Regions from separate parts of the Mus musculus genome. Here region 1 is linked to region 2. The links are chromatin loops, found by intact Hi-C in ENCODE. Cell type or tissue: left cerebral cortex. All regions are shown on one strand. Links, peaks and the distances in the headings refer to the core of each region. The heading gives the core; the rest is flanking DNA.

Evidence for each region. Hi-C counts contacts between places; a loop is a spot of excess contacts. Peaks named below come from ENCODE experiments on the same cell type or tissue, not always from the same donor. Only the 100,000 strongest peaks of a DNase experiment are listed, where the experiment ranks them.
Region 1: a loop joins it to region 2, with 11 times the contacts of the local background. A loop is called at or near these places in 3 of 42 quality-filtered maps.

The regions. Positions count from the first base shown.
Region 1 is chr10:11,659,107-11,662,026 of GRCm38, forward strand. No RefSeq gene overlaps it. Among named protein-coding and RNA genes, the nearest start is that of Gm22546, 13 kb to the left of the region's middle. In left cerebral cortex, for the core only: a CTCF peak has its summit at 1,520; DNase peaks (open chromatin) are centred at 1,151, 1,460 and 2,763; H3K27ac peaks cover 791 bases.
Region 2 is chr10:11,840,036-11,842,955 of GRCm38, forward strand. No RefSeq gene overlaps it. Among named protein-coding and RNA genes, the nearest start is that of Gm22546, 190 kb to the left of the region's middle. In left cerebral cortex, for the core only: a CTCF peak has its summit at 1,301 (motif pointing right); DNase peaks (open chromatin) are centred at 1,276 and 1,633.

The DNA.
Region 1 (2,920 bases), core at 291-2,790, 180 kb before region 2:
TATGATCCTACAATGGTAACTGGCTGAATGTTGTTTTATATCAATCCATTTATTAATTTTAGATAAGCAGAATTACACAATTAAGACCTAATGATGTTGTGGGATATTTTATCACACTGTGAGCTCTGAGATTGTGTTATTTACTAGGAAAAAAAACCCTGTTTTTAGTCTTGGTATCGTTCAGTCTTTAGCTAATATCTTTAATTCCCCTGGCTGTAATGCAGACACATCCTTAGTACAATGAAGGTAAAGTTGGTTTGTAAAAGGAAGCACTCATGTTTGAAAGTGATGTTTAACTGAGTGGCAGACAAAGCGATGAATCAAAGAAAGATTTGACAGAATAGGGTATGCTCAACTCTCACAAGAAGAGAGAGGAAAGAGCGGCAACATAAGAGGGAGCCGGGTAAAAGGAGAAAGGAAAGAGACAGTTTTTCTGAGACAGTTATAGAGAGATAAGTTGTAGAGAGAGACAAGCAAGGCGCAGGTGAGGACAGAATGAACTGGAGAATGAAAAAGAGATGATTAGGACACATTGCCAATGTTATTATAAGGCCAAGCAGAGCAATTCAGTCAGAGTACAAGAAAGAAGTCAGGTTGAATCAGTCAACTTGAGGAAGAGTTTGAGCCAGAACGGCTGAGTTGACCAGACAGCTAGAATTCAAAAGGAGCTACAAAGGGTGAGCTTATTCAGCAGTAAATCTCAGAGACTGAAAATATTCTAAGCCTAGATAGATTGTATGGAGGCTATAAACTTCTTGTTTGCAATAGATGGTAATTAACAGACACCTCACTGGTCAAACTGCAGAGAATAAGAGACTATGGAAGATCAGCCCTAAGCCAGACATCTATATCATATCCTGTCTTAGTCAGGGTTTCTATTCCTGTACAATCATCATGACCTAAAAGCAAGTTGTGCAGAAAAGGATTTATTCAGCTTACACTTCCACATTGCTGTTCATCACCAAAGGAAGTCAGGGCTGGAACTCAAGCAGGTCAGGAAGCAGGACCTGATGCAGAGGCTATGGAGGGATGTTACTGGTTTGCTTCCCCTGGCTTGCTCAGCTTGCTCTCTTATAGAATCTAAGACTAGCAGCCCAGGGATGACACCACCCACAGTGTGCCCTCCCACCCTTGATTACTAATTGAGGAAATGCCTCACAGATGGGTCTCAGGAAGGCATTTCCTCAAGGGAGGCTCCTTCTCTGTGATAACTCCAAATTGTTTAAAGTTGACACAAAACCAGCCAGTACATATCCCTTCTTTCCAAGGCTCAGAAATCTTTGCATACAAAGTGAGAGAAAGATTTTGAGAACCATAGGCACTACCCACGAGTAGGTAACTGTTTTTTGTATACAGCAGCTGTATGTATGAATTCATAGCAGTTGAGATGGCACACAGAAAAACTGTGTAGGCTCAGGGCAGACAAAATTCCAGCATGGAGTGTGGAGGTAGGCTTGAAGTCCACACCTCACTAAAGAGGTGTTGGCAGTTTGCTGCTGGGAAAGGAGAGAGCCAGTTCTATTTAAGAGTACAGCTCCTGGTGGTGAAGTTCACTCATCTAAGACCATCTGGCTATGACAAACTACACTGGGTGGATTTGTAAAAAGAACACAAAATTGGGTGGATAGGGAAGCTTGGGATGAATCTGGAAGCTGTTGAGGGAATGAAGAATTTCATCAAAATGCATTGAATGAAATTCTCAAAGAATAATCCAAAACAAGAAAATATACTTTTAAAGTAAATATGAGATTTCATTATTTTCTACTTTATAGGAAAATGGAACAACAGATGTGATAGAAATAATAACTTTGGTTTCATAATAGCATTAAATGAAATTTCTGTTAAAAATCTCAATTTTGATAGTTATAGTTATTATAAATAAGGAGTAAGGGAAAATTATTGCTTCATGGCTGCAACTTATCCTTGGATAGTTAAGAAAAGTGATTTGTATAAATAGGTACAAATATATTCACATATATGTGTGTGAGTACTACATACATGGAATGAAGGGGAAAGAGAAGAAAAATTGTAAAGTGTCAATATTTGGGAGAATTTGTCTTAATTCTTTGTAATATTCTTTCAATGCTTATCAGAATCTCAAATAATTTCAAAATAAAAACCTCACAGAAACAATAAATGAACTAGAAAAAATTCTTCCATCTGGAAAATTTTCTGTACTCATTATGTGTAGTAATTTTAAATACTATATAAATTTAATAATTTTGGTTTAAAGGAGAAGTGGAGTGGAGCTTTTTTCTAAATTTTGTGCTTTCTTGAATATGAAAACATCACTATGAAAGGTTTAAATGAGATACATATAGCTAAAGCTGAAGTTATTTGCCTCTTCACTTGTAATCTGTGCTCTGCTGATTAATTATACATACAGAAGCCTAATAGTACACATTCATAATAAATATTGCTTACTATGAGTCTGCATTAGTATTTGTTCTAGCCAATATAACAATCATTTACCCAAATGCTGTAAGATCCAAGATGCTAATTTCTTACTGCTTTCCACATCAATTTGTATGAAACAATATATTAATAGTCATGGTTGATGTAGACTGCTCACTGGTTTTCATCAAGTATTTCCCATTTTCTGGGAATGACAGACATGACAGATAGACGACATTGTTTAGTTTCAAGGTGCTTTCCTAAGATAGAATAATAAAGGAAGTTAGAGCAAAGCTGGCACGGGGCCAGGCTTTCAATAGGTTGTCATGCTCCTCCTTCCAGATGGGGAGAAGGGCACAGCTGATCCGGAGGTGGAGTGAAAGCAAGCGAGCCTGTGGGCACCTCCTTGCCATCAGCCTCCCCAGCTGTCATCTCAGCTGCAGGACAGTCAGATATAAGGGGACATGCAGTCATTTAGAGGACACTTCTCCCAGGCTAATCTCAGGATGCCTTTGGAAAGGTGCAT
Region 2 (2,920 bases), core at 291-2,790:
AACTTGTTAGGATTTTGAGATGATAATACACTTGTTGGGAAATAGTCACTGACTCCAGGACAATCCCCAGAGTCCTAGTCCTAGCCTCAGCTACCCCATCTCAGGCTCTGCACCTTTGAGAACCTTTCCTAATAAGCCATTGTGGTTTGACTACTAATGTCCTCTCAGGCTCATGTGATGAACACTTGATTCCCAGACAGTGGTATTATCTTGGAAGGATCTCCAAACTTTAGAAGTGGAGATCTAGCTGGAAAAAAAAAATCAGACAATGAGGGTTTGAGTCCTTGGGAGGTTTTGTTCCTTGGCCTTTCCTGTCCTTCTGTCCTCTCTTGCCCCCTCCTTTCTTTCTCTCTCTCTCCCTCGCCCTCCTCCTTCCTTCTCTCTCTTTCTCTTTCTCTCCTCCTCCTGCCCCTTCTTCTTTCTCTTCCCTTTCCCTTTCTCCTTCCTCCTCCTCTTTATCATCTGCCTCCTCCTCCTCTTTCTCCTTCTCCTCTTGCTACTTCTTGCCTCTGTCAGGCGGGTAAGTTACCCTACTATATACTGTAGCTAGTATGGCACTACCATGGTGATCTGCTCTAGCTCGGAATCAGTGGAGTTACATGTGAACTAAAATTTTGAAACTATGAGTTAAATCAAGTCCTTCTCATATTACATTGTTTTCTGGATCTTGTGATTATAGAGACAGAAAAGCAAACAACACAGTAGCAGACGCAAGTTAACAGCTTCCTAGTCAAGCCAGGCCCAGCACTGTGGCTCTAGCTGGCAACTGGTACCTGTGGTGGCTCTACCAGCTGTCAATCCAGTGAGTCTCATTTGACAGTATTTCTCAAAGTGACAAACTAGTCTGATTCAGGCATGTGTGAAACCCTCCCAAGACTATTCTCTTTGAATTATCAGGTAACATTAGAAACTCAATTATTTAGTTTAACAGTAAACATTTCAGCCTCTCTTGAAAGATTGAGGGTCCTAGGGAAGCTAGCCTTTCATTCCCTCCCGAAAACTCACAGAGTAAGCAGGGCGATAACTTCTCACTTCAGCCAGCGTATGTGCTCTCAGCTCAGCAACACCACCTCCCTTCCTGTTCACTGAAAGAGCTGAGAGTTTTAACCTTCATAGCTTTGACTCCGTGCATCTTGACTTTGCTCTGGCTGGTTCAATAAGAACTTCACATCCCACTGCTTGGTTCTAGACTTACAGGTCATTTAGTCTGACCACGCTCCTGCTGTGCCTCCTGACTCATTTGTAAATCTGGTGCTAGTAGTCGGCTCCGTTTTCTTCTACCTCAAGGTGGCACATTTGGACTTTGCAGACCTGAAGTGTGGGCAATTTAATCCCTGTGATACCCAAGTTCCACAGAAGCAAACCTAGAATGGAAGAGGAATTTGAACACTAATCTTAATATTAATTACCAATTATAGACAGGAATAAATTTGGGACTGCCGCTAAATATATTTGTTTCGTAAGTGAAAAAAAAAATTCTGTCTTCCACAGGAAAACTGCTGCTGCCAATTATGTTGCTATTTCTGTGGAGGAATTGCTTCAGCAGGGGCAGGCCCAGGGGTTCTACCCACTCAGATGCTATTTTCTCCCTTAATTGTGACTGCCACCTGCCTGTTGGTGAATTCACAGCTATACCAACAAACAAGAACATTCGAAAGTCACACGCAACCGGAGATCTTGCCTCAGTTTTGGCTCATGGCATTAACACACCACCTCAAGCATAGTTGCCTAAAATAGCTGCTCTTACTTGCTCATGCTTGCGTGACTCACCATCTCTGAAGGAGCAGTCATCCGATGCCATCACCTGGCAGTGGGATAGTGGCCCTTTTCGTGTCTCTGTCAATTATCATCTCTCTGAGCAGTGGGGCTTCTCTAGGCTTCTTGGTATGGTGGTTTCTGAGAGGCCAAAGAATGAGAGATTTTGTGATGAAGGGTCTGCTATATTCTATTGCCAAAAATCAAGTCATAAGGCCAGGCTATACTCAAATCATGGGGAAACAAAGTGTTAACATTCTTGATAGGGGAACAGGGGTCACATGGTATGTATTCAGATCTGAGCTGTCATCATCCTCTTTGCAACAATAATAGAACTGAATCTGAGGCTGGAACTGATAAGGGGATAGGGTCTGCTCTAATGGAAGAAAGAGATTCTGACTGAAAATGACGATAATCTATTGGGAATCTTGTACATTATAAAAAGGTTTTAATAGGATGGGAAATGTAAAGTCAAGATAGACTGTAAAGAGATTCTTGCTTGAAATTCACCAGGAAACCATAGAGGTGAAAAGAAAGAGAGAAATGAAAAATGAAAGATGGGAGGAAGAGCTTCTGGGTCTGGGAGAGCAAAAGCAAGGGACTGTGAACTTCCTGAAGCAGTCATCAACTGTTTGCTCCAATGTGGTCCAGTCACATCCTGCCCTGACTCAGCCCAAAGCTTATCCTGGATTTTCCAATCTACCACTTCTGCTTTCTCTCTCTCCCAAGTTCGGGAACTTCTCTAGACCAGTGGCCATGAGACATACAGACAACATCTAAGTTTCTTCTTCATTCTAGATACTGCAATGTGGAAATGAGTTTTATATACCTTTAAATAATATTATTCCTTTATGAATAAGTATAGTATTCTCGTTACAAAAATTTGAATTTGCCATTAAAGATACACAGAAAAGAAAACAGGGACATAGAGAGATAGAACCTGAACTGAAAAGTCCGAGTGAAGCCTGAATCCTCTAGACCCTCAGACCTCTTCTTGCCTGCTCACAGAAACATCAGCTGTTACGTGCCCTCTGAATGATCAAAAAGTTCAATATGACTCTGATTAGCAAGTGAGAAATATAGACTGAAATGTACCTTGACTAAAATAGCAAAGAAGCGGGGCAGGTCATATAAGCAGTTAACAACACCATTGCCATAGAAACAA